Regions from separate parts of the Homo sapiens genome. Here region 2 is linked to region 1. A link is an interaction called in ENCODE POLR2A ChIA-PET data of the cell type or tissue named here. Cell type or tissue: Panc1. All regions are shown on one strand. Links, peaks and the distances in the headings refer to the core of each region. The heading gives the core; the rest is flanking DNA. Region 1 holds the start of LOC107986330 (a long non-coding RNA gene). Region 2 has its middle 15 kb from the start of STOX2.

Region 1 (10,284 bases), core at 1,037-9,036:
GTGTGTGAATATCTGTGTGTTTTGGAATCTTTCAGGCTACACAGAATTCAGTGATAAGGTGGCACAAGGTGTCTGCAGTTCAAAGTGAAGACTAGAGACATTTCAGGATAAATTTGTACAGCTGCCCCTCAACATCTTAGGGGGAATGGTTCCAGGACCCCCTGAAAATACCAAAATTCAATGCTCAAGTCCTTGATATAAAATGGCACAGTATTTGCATATAACCCACACACAGGCCCTTGTCTACTTCAAATCACCTCTATTAAACAGTTCACTCATAATACATAATACAATGTAAATACTACGGAAAGAGTTGTTATACTGGATTGGATTTTTATTTGTATTTTTTATTGTTGCATTGTTATTTGTTATTAATATTGATATTGGTATTGCTGTGGGTATTGATATTCCCAATATTTTCAATCCACAGATGGTTGAATCCACAAATGTGGAAGCTGCAGATACAGAGGGCTAATTGTATTAAATTCTAATATTATGAAAATTTTAATTTCACTCGTTATTTTTCAAATATACAAATATGTTCTATCACATATTTGTATATTTGTATATTTTTCAAATATTAATTACTTTGTTTAAAAATTACTGATAATAATGCCTCCCTAGGAATACTGATAAGAATGCCTCCCTAATAATATACCGGTACCATATAGGTGACTATATGGATCTGTGGGACTTTGCTGAAGGCCACCCTACCCCAAACGCCTATAATTCCTTCTGCCGCTCTCATGCATACATGAATGCGTGAATTCATTCATTCATTCAGTCATTCAACAAACACCTATGTCTGTGTCAGCACAGAAGATACAAAGATGACGAAGGCACAGCCTCTCTGCTCAAAAAGCCCCACACTAACAGGGCAGAAAGACACACAAACAGACTACTGTGAAACTATGTGGAAGGCCGAGTTCACCAGCATCCTTCTACCGAAGGTTCTTTTATAAGACATATACCTTTAGAGAAGAGAACTTTTGGAGACAGTTACTGTTTTTCTCCTGTACAGGAGACAGAATTGATGGACAGAGAATAGAAAAGTGGCTCCAGATAAATTCACCTGCTTCCCATGTTTGCGAAGGGGGTACCCTTGGCTACGGTGTTCTCTCCCTAGAGAAGGTACATTTCAAAGGGTGAACGTGACACTGAAGCCAGAAGCAACCGTTCCTGGGATCTGTGCTGGTAGAGGGGAGTGCTGGGGCCAGCATATTATTCACATGTAGTACAAACCTTAAAACCTCCAGATGGTCACTACAGTTACCTAAGGATGAAGTTGTCAGTTTAAATAGGAGACTTGAAATTGTAGGAAAAAAATTTTTTGTTAAGATTTCAGCTCCTTGGAGAATGTTAGTTGCTGTACAGGACGTCTCTACAGAATTGTCTTCAATCTGAGACCTCCTAGCCTGGCTGTGACACAACTTCCTGTCTCGCTTTTTAGGATTATGTCTGAGAAGGCAGAAAAAAAGTGAAAAGTGTGCCCTGATTCCTGAAGACCAATTTCAGAAATCACCACCAAGCTTTAAGCCTCTTCTTTTCTTGGAAAGGGTCAGGGAAGAGAAAACAGACTCAATCTTAGGGAACTTTGTTAAAATATGCACACCTGGGCCCCACTGTGGATTTCCCGAATCGGAATCTTGAGAGGATGAGGGTCTCCTTGGAGGCCAACCATGCATACTTTGGAAATATTTCTCCAGTGACTGATTCACGCCCCCACGCCATGCACTGATGAGAACTATTGCTCTGGACATGCCCCCCTGCACACATCTTCACCTAAAAGTCTCACCCCAAAGACCCAGGCATGACAGGAAATCCCCAGCTCTGAGCTGTAGGGGCCAAGGGAGCCATACAAGAGCCTCTTCTCCAGGGTCTTCAAGCTCAGACAAATATCTTGCAGCCCAGGTCCATGAAACCTAAAGATTGAGTAGTGAACAGGCGCCATGATGGGGCCAGTGAAGGCAGGAAAGGCTGTTCCAGTTCTGCTGAGGGTCTTTGAGGTGATGGAGGCAGCGAAGAGCCTGAGCAGAGGCCTGGCTGGAGCACGGGGATGCCAGCCTTGGGGGATAGGGTGGAGTCAGCAGGCGGGACTTGGGGTGGGGGGTTTGACAAGCCTTAGTGAAGACTTGGATCTAACTGAACTAACTTTGGCCACCAAAAGGATCCAAGCCGGGGAGTAACACAGTTAGACTTGTATGTTAGAAAGATGCCTCCAGTGACAGTGTGGTGAAAATGAGGCAGGACATCAAGGAAGAGGCCACTGAAATAATTAGGCGAGACGTAAGGGTGAGCTGAACTAGCACAGTGGTGGTGGTGGAGCTGGAGATAAGTGGGCTGACTCAGGAGACTCTTAGGAGATAAACGAAGACCACCTGGTGATGGATTCCATGTGGGATGCGAGGGAGTGAGGAAGGGGCCGAGGGGCGCTCCTGAGTTGGTGGCTTTAGCAAGTGGGTAGCCAATGAGATCTTTGGCGAGGCTGGGGACACAGAAAGGAAGACCAAGTTCTGATGGGAAAGATGCAAGTTTCGCTGGAAATACTGGCTGTGAAGAAACAGAGATGTCCAGTCTGGAACTCAGGGAGGAAGTGTGGGCTGAAGATTAAGATACTGAATTCTTTTACAGGAAAATTCAAGTGCCGGGCGCGGTGGCTTACGCCTGTAATCCCAGCTCTTAGGGAGGCTGAGGCGGGAGGATAGCTTGAGCCCAGGAGTTCCAGACCTGCCTGGGGAATATAGCGAGACCCCGTTCCTCACAGAAAGGAAAAAAAAAAAAAAAGACAGAAAGAAAATTCAAGTAGAGGCCCAGGAACAAGAAGAAAAGGGGCCCAAAAATCCTTAAGGGACATTGATCATTCAAGGGGTGGGCACAGGGCCTTAGAAGGGAGAGCCAAAAAAAGTAAGAGAAACATCAGAAAGGTGTGATTTTTGAGGTTCATGTTCTAATGCTGCTATTTAATCATGCCAAAACACACATAAAACATAGTAAGATCATGTCATCTTTACACTCACGACTGTGGTAGAGTGGCTGGACCCAAAACTACAGGTATTGCAGAAGCCTTAAAATACATTTGGCCTTTTCTCTAGCCAAGTGCGGGCACATTACTTTGTGAAGGACACTTTGAAACTCACCAAAAGAACTGCAAGTGGGTGGCTGTCAGGGTTAGGGCCAAGTAAACATAAGAGGGAAAGCCAGCTTGTCAGCATCAGACCAGCGATACCCACCAGAGCCAGCCACTGCAGGCTCTGTGAGGTCACAGGACTGAGAGGCATTCCTGACTTCGGGGACTCTGAAATCCAGCTGGGGACACACAACATGTCCACGGGGGAAAGCAAAGAACACGAGAGTGCTAAAATGACTGAAGGGGCCAGAAGGCTGAGGCGGGAGGATGGCCACAGCCCAGGGGTTTGAGGCTGCAGTGAGCTGTGATCATGCTGGTGCATTCCTGCCTGGGCAACAGAGTGAGACTCTACCTCTATAAAAAGAAAGAAAGAAAAAAGAATGAAGAAGGAAGGGAGGGAGGGAGGGAGGGAGTGGGGAAAGAAAGAAAGAGAGAAGGAGAGAAGGAGAGAGAGAGAGAAAGAGAGAGAGAAAGGAAGGAAGGAAAGAGAGAGAGAGAGAAGGAAAGAGAGAGAGAGAGAAAAGACTGGAGGGGAATGAGCCAAGACAGAGGGCTCCTATTGAAGTAGGAATTAGTCATTGAAAGCTGGGGGTGGGGGTAGTGGCTCCATTTGCAGACAAGGCATGAGGCAATAACATGTGACAAACCTCTACCACGTCACATTCCAGTGCTCACCTTTCATGTTCTATAGCAAAACTGTGTTGGGAAAATGATATTTGTGATGTTCACCCGTTTCCCCCTCGTATACACGTAGAGCATTTATGACGCTACGCATTGCTTTGAGAGGAAGGTCCATCCTATGTCCTCTGTCTTGCAACTGTTATCTTTGTTGCTCCTGAGTTTAAGCCCTTGTCATCCATGCTCGGAACACTCTCCAAACCCCTTTGTCCTTACCAATATCCCACCCTGCTTTAGAGGTCCAGCTTAGACTCCAGTAATAAAATATCGCAAAGTGAGCTCTGTCTCCCCCGAACCTGCACAACCGCACAATGGTGGTTTTGCACCTTACCTGACATGCATGGTTTTCATGGCTCTCGTTTAACCCTCACAGAAGTCACTGTGAGGCAGGGAAGGCGGGATCCATCCCTGTTAGGGTTAGTCAATAACGCCGAGCCTCGGAGGTCAGAGGAGGGTGTTGGCTGCCAAATCCTAGAGCTGGTGAGTAGGCGGAATGGTTCTGGAACCCTTTCCCGCAGTATCCCGAGCACGTTGCAGTATGGGCGCATCACTGCTCTTCCATGTGCGGGGGTGACCTTCCCTTCTGAATCCCCTAGAAGGCAACGATCATGTCTTTTACTTTGTGTCCCTAGAACTTCAGGGATGCTCAGAAGCAAGGAGGAAAGCACTGAATACTTGCTGGGTAAACTATCCACTATATCAACATTCATATCCAAACATCAGAATACATGCAGGTGCACTTGTATGTCCTCTTTCTATTGATGTGGGTTCCTTCCTCAAACAGTGTATTATTAATTTCTCAATCTGGAAGAGCAGTATTCAAGGCACTATCAAATTCAAACCTCACTTTTTCATATACCTTTGCAAAAACCTAGTTTATAACAAGGAGACCCCACATTTTTAAAAAAGCATTCCCCAAAATGAACTACCTTTTGGGGGTGACATTTTTTAAGTCTGTGATTTAGATGCATTTTTTTTACAAATTATGATAAAAATTAATTAATTACAACATTAATTGACAAGCCCTAGATATCTGGGCCTATAGGAAGTGTCTGAAGATTCTCACTTGGATTTTGAGGGGAAATGAGTTAGTTGTGACAAAGCATTTGGGAAGAATGTCTAAATACTCAAGTAAGGACTAAGAAGAATAAGCCAGGCACAGTGGCACATGCCTGTAGTCTCAGCTACTTGGCAGGTCAAGTCAGGAGGATTGCTTCAGCCCAGGAGTTCCAGCCCAGCCTGGGCAGCAGAGCAAGACCTTATCTCTATTGAAAAAAAAAAAAAAAAAATCAAGCACCAGCTTACACCGGCTACAAATAATTCATTTGTCTTTGCTACATGATGGCTTTTACTCTGTGCCCCAAGGAAGAAATGACACTTAATCTTTACTCCTGAGAGTTTTCCCCTCTTAATCCTACTTCATAGTATGAAATTCTGGGCTGGGCGCAGTGGCTCACACCTGTAATCCCAGCACTTTGGGAGGCTGAGGCAGGCAGATCACCTGAGATCGGGAGTTTGAGACCAGCCTGACCAACATCTCTATTAAAAATACAAAATTAGCCGGGCATGGTGGTGCATGCCTGTAATCCCAGCTACTCGGGAGCCTGAGGCAGGAGAATCACTTGAACTCAGGAGATGGAGGTTGCAGAGAGCCAGGATTGTGCCACTGCACTCCAGCCTGGGCGACAGAGCAAGACTCTGTCTCAAAAAAATAAAAATTAAAAATTAAAAAAAAAATTAAAAAATAAAAAAGAAATTCTGGATTGCACTTTATTGAGACGAGAACAATATTTTTTCTCTGGCTAGCAGGAGGTACATTGATTTACAGCTCGAAAAAATTAATAAGGCTTTTTATACTCACGAGAAATCTGTAAGCTTCAAAATTCAGCCTCAGTCAGAGTGAAGTGGCCAGAAGACGCTGCGGAGAAAGGAAGCACTCGCCAACCAGAAGACAGCTGAGCTCAAGAGTGTCGAAAGAGGGAAGACATGGGAGTCACAACTTGTGACCTTCTGTTTATTGTCTTTTTAAAAAAAAAAAAAAAAAGACGGATTCTTGCTCTGTTGCACAGACTGGAGTGCAGTAGCGCGATCTTGGTTCACTGCAACCTCCGTCTCCTGGGTTAAAGTGATTCTCCTGCCTCAGCCTCCCAAGTAGCTGGGATTACAGGCATGTGCCACCACGCCTGGCTAATTTTTGTATTTTTAGTGGAGACAGGGTTTTACCATGTTGGACAGGTTGGTCTCAAACTCCTGACCTCAAGTGATCCGCCCGCCTCAGCCTCCCAAAATACTGGGATTACAGGCGCGAGCCACCACACCCCAGCCCCTTCTGTTTATTGTATTCTTAAACATTTTAGTTGTCCATACACAGTTTTCTGAGTTTAGAATAATATGTGCTTACTGTAGAAAAATTGGGACATACAGACAACTAAAATTAAGATGAGTATTTTCATAGAGGCAAGGCTTTCAAGAAGTGTGGATTTGGAAGCCCCTGTTCAATTTACCTGTAAGGTTACATCTCCCAGTGGGAACTTGACTTTATAGTCATTCAGTTCACCTTGGGCTGCAACCCAGCCCTAGTTGTCTGAACCTTGGTGCCACAAGAAACAACTTCATTTTAGCAATTCCCCTCAAATACACCAACTCCAAACACCTCAGGTAAACCAGAGGCTTAGGAGATTTCTGGTATTACATCAGACAACCAGAAAAAGACGAGCAGAGATTCCGGCTTTTTTTTTTTTTAAAACCAGCTTGAATATTTGGAAGTAAGAGCAAGCAGTGTGTTGGTATATATTATAGCAGACCTCCCTAGTGAGGCTTTACAAACAGCCACATTATGACTACAAAATGAGTTAGTAACAGTTGGGGAAACTGCTCTGGGAAGATATGAAAAAGTTATCAAGAAATCAAATTCATGGACTTGTTCTCAAAGTGTGCGGGACAGGGGGAGAGAAATGAGAACATTAAAATGAAAAATTAGCTGCAAGCAAAATCCCACAGATGCAAAGAGAAGGAGCAGGAGGTGGGGGAAAAAAATGACAAGCAGCCCCAAGGAAACCATGTGGCTGAGATGGGGGATGGAGTGGGGAGAAAACTTAAATCAGGACGGAGAAAATAAATTTTTTGTTACACTTTTATGGAAAGTTTGCATAAACAATCGTCAGCTGCCTTCAGATTTAAGATACGGTTAAAAGGAAACACACTGTGACCGTGGCCATACACACTCCAACCACTTTGGGGAAGAGCCTCCCCCTTGCCTGCCGCACCACAGAGCACTGGACCTCCGTCTCGTGTTTTCCCCACAAATGGACTGCCCGTTCCGTTCCACTGTGCAAGGTTTGGCTTCTCCTGAGCTGCCTGCTCGGTGGCTCTTCCCACCTCTTCTAACTTCCCCCCGACTTGGTGCTGCACACACAGACTGAAGGGTGCTGTGGAGAAACACAGCGGCTCCGTCACAACCCAAGAGCAAAGGGCCAGGCTTCTGCAGCACAGGTGCTTGCAACAGGAAGGGCTGGAAGCCTCCCGCTCAGCTTCTCATCTTATAACAACTTCTCGACATCTCAAAAGCCAAAGCTCAGTTCCTGTTCCCGGTGTTCTTTGGTTTCGGTTTGTGTTGAGGTTTTTTGGTGATAAGGTAGACGCATGGAAGCAAAAAGGATGCAGTAGCTGGGAGCACATTCCTGAGAGGTTTCTTAGTGAGAAGGAGCCCTGACCACAGCACGCAGCGTTTTTCAAACCCTGCTTGAAGCCACCACACCCAGCCCATTTCTTGCTGAAGATTTCAAAGCTCATAAGGGCCACCTAGAAACAATGACAAGCAGAGGCTCCCCCAGCCAGGAAATCAAGGGAATAATATTAAAGTGGTATAAACTGTCTAGCTGAGGGGATGGTCTTGGGCAGGGTCTGTCTTTAAGGCAAAACATGAGAACACAGGATTGGAAATGATGAATGCTGTACTATAAGAGAGGAAAAGAAGCCATCTTCTCAGGGCATGGAAGTGGAGAAGGGCACTCAGAGAAGGCCTTGTGAAAGAGACAGCATTTGATCTGGACCTTGAAATATGGTAAAAATTTAGGTCAATATTCAGAGATTAGAAGTGGGGAGAAGGAAGTAGCGGTTCACCAGACATTTAGTCTGTACTGCTAAGTCAACGTCGCTTCTTTCCAAGTTCTAACAGTGCAGCATAAGGAAGTACACATCTTAAATAAAATTAATAGTGCCCCTCCTCCCTCTGAACCTCACATTCTTCAGAACAATCCTTCTAGGACCAAATAAGCTCACTAACAAGTTTATAATCTTCACTGCACTGTCACAGGAAGTAAGCCGCATACTAGAATAAGTTGAGAAACACTTTCATTTGTTTCCCTATTTCCATATTTATCAAATCAGTTTTAGAAAATGCAATGGATGACCTACTATCGTGTATACTGCAATTGAGCAGTCCAGTAAAGGGATGGCAGGTGATGAGAGCCGGGTTTCTCACTGTGGGAGTGGGAAGTTACAGATGAGCAAGAAAAGAGGCTAGAATGATCCATGTCATAATGCATTAGAGTTGGAGACATCAGCATGACACTTAGCTTAATAGAAGTACAGGTGGTTACATTTAGCAATATCTATTGATACGTGTATGTGGACAGGTTAGCATACACACATATACCTCCTTGCTCTGTCAGCTGAGAAGACCTAGAAGTAATGTCTCCCCAGTAGTAATGCACAAAGCCAGCACCCAGATGGTGGTTTCTAATACCATTCTCCAATAAAAGACACGAGCGTTCTTTAGAGAAACGACTCATTCCAAGACTGGGACAGGAAATATACAAAATGAGCCTACAGCTTCTTATAGTGCCAGAGAGTTAAGAAGGTGCTCAAAAACATGTGAACAAACCACAGTGCTGGGGTACATCAAAGAGGTACAAGAGCCAACTTAAGGAGCTCTCAGTGCAAAATCTGGAAAAGTTTGAGCAATAAAATAAAGTGGTAATAGACTCTCACCCAAAGTATAACATAAATATCTGAATCTATACTGCTAAGAATGATTGAATAAATAAATAAGTGGCACAGAAGAGACAAATCTTCTGTACAGAAGAATTACAACTTATTTATTTAGATACTCTGCCCTTAAGGAAGCAGAGCTTAACTCTCCACTCCTTAAGCTGCACATGGTGACTTTCTTCCAAAGGGAACAGTATGGAAAGAGAGGAAAAAAGAGTAACTTCACGGTGAAGAAACCTGACAACCACTACCTCCAGCCAGATGATCAAGGTTAACATCAATAGTGGTAATAGGTCATAATGAATAGGATGGACTCTTGATATGATGAGAATGGAGCTTTATCTCTGTGGTCCTCCTCTCCAAAACACATAACTCTGGCCTACTCATGACAAAAGTATAAGTCATACTCAAACTGGGGACATTGTACAAAATACCAGACACATACTCCTCAAAACTGTCAAGGACATCAAATATAAACAGAGTTTAAGAAATTGTCACAGACCAAGGAGGCAGGACAACTGATTATAGTATGGTATCCTGGTTGGGCTCCTGGGACAAGAGCAACAAAAAATGACAGTGGGGACAAACAGAAAATTTGAATAAAAGGTGAACTTTACTTAACAATAATGTAATAATATTGGTTCATTAATTGTAACTAAGGAACTGTATTAATGTGAAATGATAATAACAAGGGAAATTGGATATAGGGTATCCAAGAACTCTCTGTACTATCTTTGTAATAATTCCAGAAATCTAAAAATGTTATCAAAGGTTTATTTTTAAGATGCAGTGGAAGTGCTTTACTCTCAAAAACTCTCTACAAAAATGCTAACTGCTGAAGTCCCGAGGCAAGTCTTTCTAAAGTGCTGGCCCTTCCACCAGTTGGCTAGAGCAAGAGTCAATTGTAAAAGATACCTTCTATTATGCTCATTTGTCTGACTTCTTAGGGGCCATATGGAGCCCCAATCCACTTAATTAAGTCCCCTTCAAATTAAGAGATGAGACATGGAAGGGAGAGAAATGTAGAAATGACCATTTCTGTTTCCAAGCTCACTGCTGTATTCCAGACAATCTTAACATTTTCCCAGACTGAGTATTGATCCTTTGACATTCAACACAGATGTCCTCTCATGAACTGCCTTCAAATAACACATGAAGGAAAAAAGAGGGGCAAAAGCTGTCTTCTCCAATCCACTTGAGCTTTGTTAGTTATCTGTCTCGCTTGTTTTATCAACAGTGGCAAACAATGTGAAGCTGCACTGTGTCGATGGGCCTGCTGATCACTAAACCACTGAGCTGTTACTAACTTTAAAGGAGGTGTTTGGCCGGGTGCAGTGGCTCACGTCTGTAATCCCAGCATTTTGGAGGCCAAGGCAGGTGGATCACCTGAGGTCAGGAGTTCGAGACCAGCCTGGCCAACATGGTGAAACTCCAGCCCTACTAAAAACAATTAGCTGGGCATGGTGGCAGGTGCCTCTAATCCCAGC
Region 2 (10,284 bases), core at 1,460-9,459, 140 kb after region 1:
GCTAATAATGGTTCTAGGTACTGGGGTACCAAAATTCAAAAATAAAACAATAAAATAGCAACAAAAACAAAATCTTCTGTCATTAAGGAATCTGCCTCCTAAGGGCAGGAGACAACAGTACACATATCAATTAGTGAACTGTGTCGAATATAAAATAGTGATGAATGGAAGAAAATAAGGCAGAAGACGAAGATTGAGACTGAGCGTTAGCAATGTAAAATGGGGTGGCCAGGGGAGATTTCACTTTATAATCATTTTATGCCTAGTGCCTTTCAAAAAATAGGCCCTCAATAAAGTGTGCCACAATGTGCTCATTTTAGGCCCTCTTCAGTGCTATGGTTCCCAGCAGAGGGGCATCAAATGGCCGTGGACTTCAGATCATAAAGGAACAAATATTGTATCTACTTCATGTCCCTCATATCCATTTATAGATAAGAATTCTATCTAAGGAAAAACAAATAATGCCTTATGTTCATATAGGACTTGACAATTTATTGAGCCTTATGCATAAGGCAGGCAAGGCAGGGGTTGCTATCATAAGAAAGGATGAAAAACTAAGGCTCAGAGACAGTCCACGATTTGCCCACAGAGCTTGAGGAACCAGCATTCCATTCTTGACATCCTAGTCCGCGATTGTACTCTCCTGCCTCACTCCATTGCCTCCGTAATGCCTGGTGCGAGCAGTTACTGGATTTAGTGTTTTCTTATTGTTGTTTGTGTCATCCAAACAAAGTCCATATAAATCTTTGCATTGCTAGAATAGCCCCCAATTTTTAGGATGTCTTATTAGTTTTTATGAATATACACGAATGCAAAATAGAGTACAAATGTATTCAGATGACTCAAATGACTTCCCCGCAGCTCGTTTATACAGATGGTGCAAGAGACCGAGAGAGTTAAATCCACAAACCTCCTTCACACTAATCAGTCTTGAAAGTTTTCTTTTCTCAATTCTGTTTGCAGGTCACCACAGAGCTGCTTCCCAAGCCAATGAAAAACCACACTATAACACAGATGGAGTTTAAAGGATGGATCCTTTTTCCAACATGTGGCTTCCTGTAATTTAAGGGAATGTTATACAGGAACAATTAAAATCATATATCAAAAAGGGAAGCAAAGCTCAAATAGTTTCCTGCTTTATCAAATTTCAATAACTGTTAAAAAAAAAAAGGTCCCATATATTTAAATCCCAGACACTATTAAGAATAACTTTTTAACTCCAGCAAATTACAGGACTTTTATGTGATATCATTTAATAATTACTAATAACATTTCTAATGCTAATATAGAATAAAAATACAGAGATGCTATTATTTAATAATTTCTGCTGAGTTCATCTGAAACATTTTTTAAAATTTTGTTTCAATATTTAGCAGTTTAAGTAGCTAGGCTTATGGGTAATAATCTTAAATCTTTCTATTATTTTTCATACCATATGTTAAAGGTGCTGTTTCAAGCACAGAGGATTAGCTATAATATAACTGTAGTTCGCAGTAGCTTCCATTAGAGTTACCATGTCAGTTATTATTCAATTAGGATATTTTTAATATTTTTAATTTTTTTTATTTTTTGGAGACAGAATCTCACTGTGTTGCCCAGGCTGCAGTGCAGTGGCATGATCACCGCTCACTGCAGCATTGACCTCTGGGCTCAAGTGATCCTCGTGCCTCAGCCTCCTAAGTAGCTGGGAATACAGGTGCACGCCAGCGTGCCTGGCTAATTTTTGTATTTTTAGCAGAGGTGGGGTTTCACCATGTTGCCCGAGCTGGTCTCAAATTCCTGGGCTCAAGGGATCCACCTGACTTGGCCTCCCAGAGCCAACTAGGATGTTTTTTAAAGTAAGAAGGATGCTACTAATTACACTAGAACAAAATGCTTAGACTAGTACCCTCCTGGACAAATGGGGACACAAGGTCACTCTACTTTTCAGGGAAAGGAGGCTAGTTTTTTGTTTTTTTTTAAGTTACAGTTTTGCTTTATAAGAGGAACAAATAAATCTAAGTGGGGAGACAGGAAAAATCACCTGCAGGATCAGACAGTTTTATATGTAAAATAATAGTGTATTTTATATGTGAAATATACACTTTTATATGTAAAATAATAGTGTATTTTATATGTAAAATAATAGTGTAAAATAAGAGTATCTCCATCCGCTCTTCTCTCACCCCGACTAGAAGGGTGAAGACTCAAGATCTGTTGCAAATGTTTCCAGTAACAAAAACATGAAGTCCAGCATCACTTGCATCACCCAGACTTTTCCTCCCACAGGTCTCTGAAGAGACCACCGGCTTCGTCCAGTCCACCAAGCTAAGATGCTGGCCGCAAAGGGAAGGGGCAAGTGCCAGCACTTCATGTGGAGCATGTTTCAGACCATAGACGAGGCTGTTAGGTCGGCTAACAGTCCACACTGGTCCCAGCCTACTGCAGGGTTTCCACGTGATCACTTCTGTACCGCCAGGGAACTGCCGCTTACCTGGGGCTGTGGCGTCTCAGTAGATACGAGCGGAAAATATCCTAGAAATGGGATAAGGCCTGAGCAGAATTAGAAACCGTGAGAAAGAACCAGAAGGCAATAAATTAAAGACAGTGAGGGAGAGGGGAAAAAAAAAAAAAGAAAGTTGGACCCAGAGATACGGTGGGACACATTTTGTTCCAAAATCTCAGAGACTGGTTTCCGAAGGATATCTGATGTGGCTTTCTGGCCCTAGATACTCTGTGCTTACACATCACCATGTCCCTGGAGACAAGCCTCCTACAGACTTTTCCAGAGCCATGATACATTTTTAAAGCTAAATTACTTAAGTTTTAGGTGTAAGGGAATCCATCCATGTTTGGTTGGACAAAGCAAGGTCTTCATGGAGTCACAACCTACATGCTAACTGTTACCTACTAATTGGTAGGTAACAGTTGCTCGTGTGATATCCTAAACTCAGACTCTGGAACAAGTGAAAAAAAACTGCCTCGGAGGAGAGGTTAAGTATATCTTAAGTATGTATCGATTATGAGAAGAGTGTCCAGTTTGCTTTTCCATGTCACTGCAGACTGTTGTCCCACACCGCCACAACCTCGGCAACTACGATACGCAGTTCAACAGAAAGTGCTTTGATGCCCTTGTCAGCGTGCATGCAAGAAGAGTGTGAATGGGCCGGGCGCGGTGGCTCACGCCTGTAATCCCAGCACTTTGGGAAGCCGAGGCGGGCGGATGACAAGGTCAGGAGATCGAGACCATCCTGGCTAATACGGTGAAACCCCGTCTCTACTAAAAATACAAAAAAAATTAGCCGGGCGTGGTGGCGGGCGCCCATAGTCCCAGCTACTCGGGAGGCTGAGGCAGGAGAATGGCGTGAACCCGGGAGGCGGAGCTTGCAGTGAGCCGAGATCGCGCCACTGCACTCCAGCCTGGGCGACAGAGCGAGACTCCGTCTCAAAAAAATTACACCTATGGAAGCAGGGCAAGGCTCCATACGGTGTTGTGTGCAGCCTCAGGGTTTCCCGAGGTGGCTCACAGGCGCAGCATAGGAGACGAGGGGAGGGCGGCCCGGAGCCATCTCGGAGGGACACAGTTCTCTTGACCACCTTTTCAGAATTTTGCTAAGACAAGGATTTGCTAAGACAAAACAAGGGTTTTACTAAAACAGTATAGCTCAGGGGTTAAACATGAACGCTCTGGAATATCCCGGACAGTGTGTGAATCCCAGCACCTCTACTCCCATTGTGGAGACCGCCGGCCTGTCCTATTGACGCTCTTCTCAGTTCTTCCTCCGGAACATGGGGAAAACAAAAGCAACCATCTCTTCAAAGACCTGAGACTAGTGCCTGGCGATTCATTAATGCTCAGTAAATATTAGCTATTTCTAAACTAATACACTATACCTGGTTCAGGGCTGAGCACACAGACAAATTCCTTTTTTTTAAATTTTCATTTTATTTATTGATTTTTTTAAAAATGATGAATACTTCTGTTCTTCCATAGGGTTTTCAGGAACAGGTGGTGTGTGGCGACATAAGTAAGTTTTTTAGTGGTGATTTGTGAGATTTTGGTGCATCTGTCACCTGAGCAGTATACACTGACCCCAATTTTTGGCCTTTTATCCCTCACCCCCTCCCACCCTTTCCTCCCAAGTCCCCAAAGTCCAGTGTATCATTCTTATACCTTTACATCCTCCTGGCTTAGCTCCTATTTATAAGCAAGAACATACAACATTTGGTTTTCCATTCCTGAGTTACTTCACTTAGAATAATAGTCTCCAATCTTAACCAGGTTGCTGCAAATGCCATTAATTCATTCCTTTTTATGGATGAGTAGTATTCCATCATATATATATATATATATATATATATATATATATATATATATATATATAAATTCCATCATATATATATTCCATCATAGATATATATATTCCATCATAGATATATATATATATTCCATCATATACACACATACACACACACACCAGTTTCTTTATCCACTCATTAATTAATGGGCATTTGGGCTGGTTCCATATTTTTGCAATTGCAAACTGTGAGCACACAGACAAATTCTGACAGGTGGTTAACCCCTAGACAGCTCAAAAAGTTGTGCCACATTGGATTATTATTTTTTATTGTCAGAGACAGGGTCTTGCTCTGTTGCCCAGGCTGGGGTGCAGTGGTGGGCTCATGGCTCACTGCAGCCTTGACTACCTGGGCTCAAGCAATCTTCCCACCTCAGGCTCCCAAGTAGCTAGGACTACAGGTGTGCACCACCATGCCCACCTATTTTTTAAAATTTTTTTGTAGAGATGGGGTCTCCCTGTGTTACCCAGGCTGATCTCAAACTCCTGGCCTTCAGCGATCCTCCCGCCTCAGCCTCCCAAAATGCTGGGATTACAGGCATGAGCCACCGCAACCAGCCTTATTGAATAACAAGCTCTCTCTTTTTCTCTAATTCCATCTCTGCTTCTCTTCCTACTCTTTCAATGATTACCCTTCCGAGCATTCTTAACTTTTGTAAAATCTAAAATTGATCACTATCTCCACCATTCTCCCAAATACAAAGACCTTAGACTGATTCAACTCTGTGCACAGACATTGGCTCACAGGTTTGAGTTGCTCAGTATTTTATTTGCTTGCCTCCTTTCTGCCCTCCATCATCCCTCCCTCCCTTCTTTCCTTCCTCCCTCCATTCCTCCCTCTCTCCTTCCTTCCCTCCTTTTCCTGTCCCTCTTTCTTCTGTTGCTGTTTTTTTTTTTTTTTTTGAGACGGAGTCTCACTCTGTTGCCCAGGCTGGAGTGCAGTGACGCAACCTTGGCTCACTGCAGCCTCCACCTCCCGGGTTCAAGCAATTCTCCCGCCTCGGCCTCCAGGGTAGCTGGGACTACAGGTGCAAGCTGCCACACCCAGCTAATTTTTGTATTTTTAGTAGAGACGGGATTTCACCATGTTGGCCAGGATGGTCCCGATCTCCTGACCCCGTGATCTGCCCACCTCGGCCTTTCAAAGGGCTGGGATTACAGGCGCCCGGCCCTGTTGCTGTTTTAAATAGTCAAACCTTGTTGAGTTTACCTGAGTTTACCGGTTTCCTTGTTCAGTATGAGCTGGCCAGTTCCCTCGGGTCTGAGTTGCTAGCTTAATGGTATGCGCAGGTGTATGGAGCTAGACCTGTATTTTAAATGAGACTGAAGAGCCAAGAAATACTATGTAATATTTCAGCTGGAAATTAATTTTTTTCAAACCTAGAAGCTTCTCAGGCTGTATAGTCTGCCATATTGTGGGAAATAGAAGCAAGTAGCTCGCTTTTTCTTGTATGGCCTCTAAACAGCAGTAATCCCTTAACAATCAATTATGAAATCCATCTTTTCATCAAAAGAAGAAAAAACAGAAAGTATTACCACAGAGAAAACAAAGGTTTCCAGCCATCCTTGAATATTCTCTCTCTCTCTCCACATATATATGGAAAGGAGGCAGGTGTAGAAAGAGGGGAGGTGGCCTGGTATGCCTGGCCTCAGACTCAGGCCTGCCGTGCCCCAGCAGACCCCATTCAAGTCCCCGGCCAGGCCCTTTCAGGGCTGGGCCCTCTGACTCGAAGTTGCTGCAGAAGAAGGGAAGGCCTCCTTCACGGAGGCTCAGGTCCATCAAACTTTGCTAACTTCATGCTTTTGTTTTGACTGTCTGTTTGTTGAAGGTGATTGTACAGGTTTGCAAGGGCTGCTGTAACGAAACACCACACACTGGCAGCTTACACAGCGGAAACTGTCTCACAGTTCTGGGGACCAGAAGTCTGTGATCAAGGTTAAGAGCAGGGCTGTTTCCTCTGGGGGTGCTGCAGGAAGAGCCTGCCCCATGCCCTGCCCCTGGCCTCTGGGGCACGCTGGTGACCTCTGGCATTCCTTGGTTCCTGCATTACCGTCCCTGTCTGTGCATTCTCCCTGTGTGCCTGTGTCCCAGTTTCCCCTTTTTATAAGGACACCAGTCATGCTGGATGAGGGCCCACCCTACTCCAGTACAACCTCCTCTTAACTAATGATATCGCCAACTACCCTATTTCCAAATAAGGTCCTATTTGGAGCTATAGGTGGTTAGGACTTCAACATATGAATCTGTGAGGGATGCAGTTCAACCCCGATCAGTGTCGTTGAGGACGATCCTTTAACTCCCTTGGACTGATAAACCAAAGCCAAATTCATTAAGGAAAAAAAATAAACCAAGCAAAAGACGGTCCAATAACGCATCGAGAACATCTTTGGCAGTTCATCAAAGCAAACCTTCCCTTTTGGGTAACTGTGTTTTCCTGACAGAGGAAGAAGCCAACTTGTTTTCTGTGCTCCAAAGAAAGGCAGCATTTGCCCCCTTCCCCAGCACAGAGCCAAATCAGCCCCAGGAACAAGCAGTAAGTCAGCATAATTGCGGGTTTGAGCACCATCCAAAAGAATGAAGTGGAGGAAAGGCGTGGGGAAAAGGTAGCACTTGAGATGTTTAATGCTCATTAACAGGAGCAAGAGTCTGTCTCATTCCTGTGCAGACTCTGCAAACCTCTGGCTTCTGCTTTGCCAAGCCCCAGGGCCCAGAAATAAGCAAGTCAGAATAAGAAGTAACCACGGGATTGGCAAGGAGCAGGCAAGAGAATTAATCCAGGTCCCAATTAGGCGGTGCTGCCTCAGTACCAGCCTCGAGCCCTCACTTGCAAAGGCCTCCTCCTCCAGCTCCTTCAAGGTCGGGAGGAAACAGGACATGGGCTCATGGTACCTGGGACCCAAGTGGCATGCCAGAGAGGTACAGAGTACAGAATGCAGAGCCAGCCTGCCTAGGTAAAGTGCGCTAGCCACTGACTAGCTGTGTGAGCATCCCTGGGCCTCAGTTTCCCCGGCTGTAAAACGGGGAAAATAATAGAATTCTCAAGGCTGCTGTGAAGCTTGAATAAGTGAATCCATGTGAACTGCTTAGAACAATGCCTGGTAGAGAGCATTATAAATGTTAGCTACTATTAGTAATGCTTAGGGGAAGGGTCTAAGGAGGGGTTCTTGCTCAGAGCTTTGAATCTTCATCCATTGAAACATGAAGCTGTCTCAGGGGAATGAAAGACAATTGAAGGTCTCCAACACCATATTTTCCTCCCGGTAGGGTAGAAAGATACACATGGCCCTAAGATATTTGCCTAGCATTCTACAGTATTAAAAAAGAGCACCAGGGCCAGGCGCAGTGGCTCACACCTGTAATCCCAACACTTTGGGAGGCCAAGGCAGGAGGATCACTTGAAGCTAAGAGCTCGAGACCAACCTAGGCAATAAAGTTGATACCCTGTCTCTACCAAAAACAAACAAACAAACAAAATTAGCCGGGCATGGTGGTATACACTTATAGTCCCAGCTACTCAGGAGGCTGAAGCATAAGGATAGCTTGAGCCTACGAGCTCAAGGCTACAGTGAGGTATGATTGCACCACTGCACTCCAACCTGGGCAACAAAGCAAGACTGTCTCAAAATAAAACAAAATAATAAATTTTTTAACAGCATCAGCTTTGGAGCATGGATGTAAGTCCTGGATCTTGCACTTATTAGAGGTATAACCTTGAGCGAAGTCCAAAATCTCTGCTAAGGCTTTATTCCCTCCAAGGCAAAATGGGAAACAGAGCTCTCTCCTAATGTTGTGTGAAGAGTAAATAAGAGCGTGCATGCAGGGCGCTCAGCAGGGAGTCTGCTAATGATGTGTAAGTGTCCTTCATTAGTAGGGATATGTCTGATCCTAAAGGGGAAAGGCCTCCAGTAGCTCACACAGTACCTTTTGGACAGTTAGAGGGAATAAAGAGTTTCCTTTCTAAGGAAACATTAATCCATCTCTCCAAATACTATAATCTCTCCAAATACTAAATCACTAAATTTATAACGGCCTAAATTGATGGTGTCTCTGACAAATGGTTGTCCTCTTAGCTATGACGTCCCTGTACAGGGAAGAAGTACATAACTTTTTTTTTTTCTTTCAGGCGGAGTCTCATTCTTGTTGCCCAGGCTGGAGTGCAATGGCACAGTCTTGGCTCACTGCAACCTCCATCTCCCGGGTTCAAGCGATTCTCCTGCCTCAGCCTCCCGAGTAGCTGGGACTACAGGCATGCACCACTACGCCAGACTAATTTTTTTTTTGCATTTTTAGGAGAGACAGGGTTTCACCATTTTGGCCAGGTTGGTCTTGAACTCCTGACCTCAGGTAAACCTCCTGCTTCAGCCTCCCAAAGTTCTGGGATTACAGGCATGAGCCACCGTGCCCAGCCAGAAGTACATAACTTTATGCAGTAGCACTGAGTTGATCCACCATGAAAAAGAATCTCAAGATGGATAGGAACATAGCCTTCAAGAATCTGGCATTATTCTTCGTGTGTAGAAGGTATTGAATGCACATCTGTGGGAGGGAGGATGAGAAAAAAGATGGCAGAGTGGGGTTGTTTTTAAGGACTGCTTGCTCTGTGTTCAACTAATGAGACGTCTGTGCTTGGGGAATGGCTGTTCAAAAAGAAAAGTGGTATTGCAGAGAAAGATGCTTAGAAGAAAAAGACCTGGTCTTTTTCTTACCACACTACTTACCCCACTACTACTTGCATCTTACTCCAGGACTACTTGCTTAATTCCAGTCTGGCTGCCTTTCATTCTGCACCTGGACGGTGCTGGAACAGAGTGCCAGGAGCTGCAGACACATGGTTATTGCTCAAACACTAGCTTTTTTCCCCTTTCTCTTGTGTCCCTAAGTGTCCTCAATGGACTCACAGACATGCAGGCAGAATTTCTTCTCAGTCTGTATTACTGAAAAATCCAGGTAGTCCCCTGCTTAGAAACATTCGATTGTCAAATCATCTCTTAGGTACAAGGCCTGTCTCCAAGGAGGCCTTTCCTCATTCCCCCCCCTTTCTGTTGTGCAATCCTAGTGACCCTGATCTTGCATCTGCCTACACCATCCAGCAACCATCTGAACCTTCACCCTCCTGATCTTGCATCTGCCTACACCATCCAGCAACCATCTGAACCTTCACCTTCCTGATCTTGCATCTGCCTACACCATCCAGCAACCATCGGAACCTTCACCCTCCTGATCTTGCATCTGCCTATACCATCCAACAACCATCTGAACCTTCACCCTCCTGATTTTGCATCTGCCTACACCATCCAGCAACCATCGGAACCTTCACCCTCCTGATCTTGCATCTGCCTACACCATCCAGCAACCATCTGAACCTTCGCCCTCTGGAGGACCCTTCTCAGAGCCCTCGTGTCCACCCTGTTATGTGGGCCTCCATCTCTGCAGACTCATAAGCTGGGGCCAGGAAAGGGTTCCCTCCCTCGGCCAACAGTTTCAGGTAATGGGGCAATGAGATGCGTGTTGACACTGGAACTCTTATTTTTCCACGCAAACATTGTTATAAAGGGGACTAAGGTCCTTCACGGGTTTTGGGAATTTGGCTATTGGTCAATTATCATCAATGAACTTTTAAAAACAAAATTTAAAGAGGAGGTCCTGCAAAGCCCACAGTAAGAGCATTAAACACCAGTGTATATAAGGAGCAGGACCTTGGATGAATGGACTATCGGTGAAGGGAGATACAGAAACTCCACTCATCCATCAGGCTAGACATCCACTTTGTTTAGCTTCCAGAAGCTGAGGCATTTCCTCTTTCTTCCTCAGCACCATTAACAAAGCAAATGCGAGGCAGCCGGCACCCTGCACAGCCTCCACAGATGGAGGGGCCTCATTTGTCTCGCTGCACAGAACCAGAATCATCATCACTCAAATACAGCAAGGAGGCCACAGGCAGGAGGC

Evidence for each region. ChIA-PET counts read pairs that join two places held together with the same protein. Peaks named below come from ENCODE experiments on the same cell type or tissue, not always from the same donor. Only the 100,000 strongest peaks of a DNase experiment are listed, where the experiment ranks them.
Region 2: POLR2A ChIA-PET joins it to region 1 with 11 read pairs; 4 of 35 experiments call an interaction of 5 or more read pairs at or near these places.

The regions. Positions count from the first base shown.
Region 1 is chr4:184,025,719-184,036,002 of GRCh38, reverse strand. LOC107986330 (a long non-coding RNA gene) reads right to left here and starts at 5,040. Exons shown (of 3, transcript XR_002959824.2): 1 at 4,137-5,040. In Panc1, for the core only: no CTCF peak of the experiment used is centred there; no DNase peak of the experiment used is centred there; H3K4me3 peaks cover 830 bases.
Region 2 is chr4:183,885,439-183,895,722 of GRCh38, reverse strand. It overlaps a transcript of STOX2 not described here. Among named protein-coding and RNA genes, the nearest start is that of STOX2, 15 kb to the left of the region's middle. In Panc1, for the core only: no CTCF peak of the experiment used is centred there; a DNase peak (open chromatin) is centred at 6,985.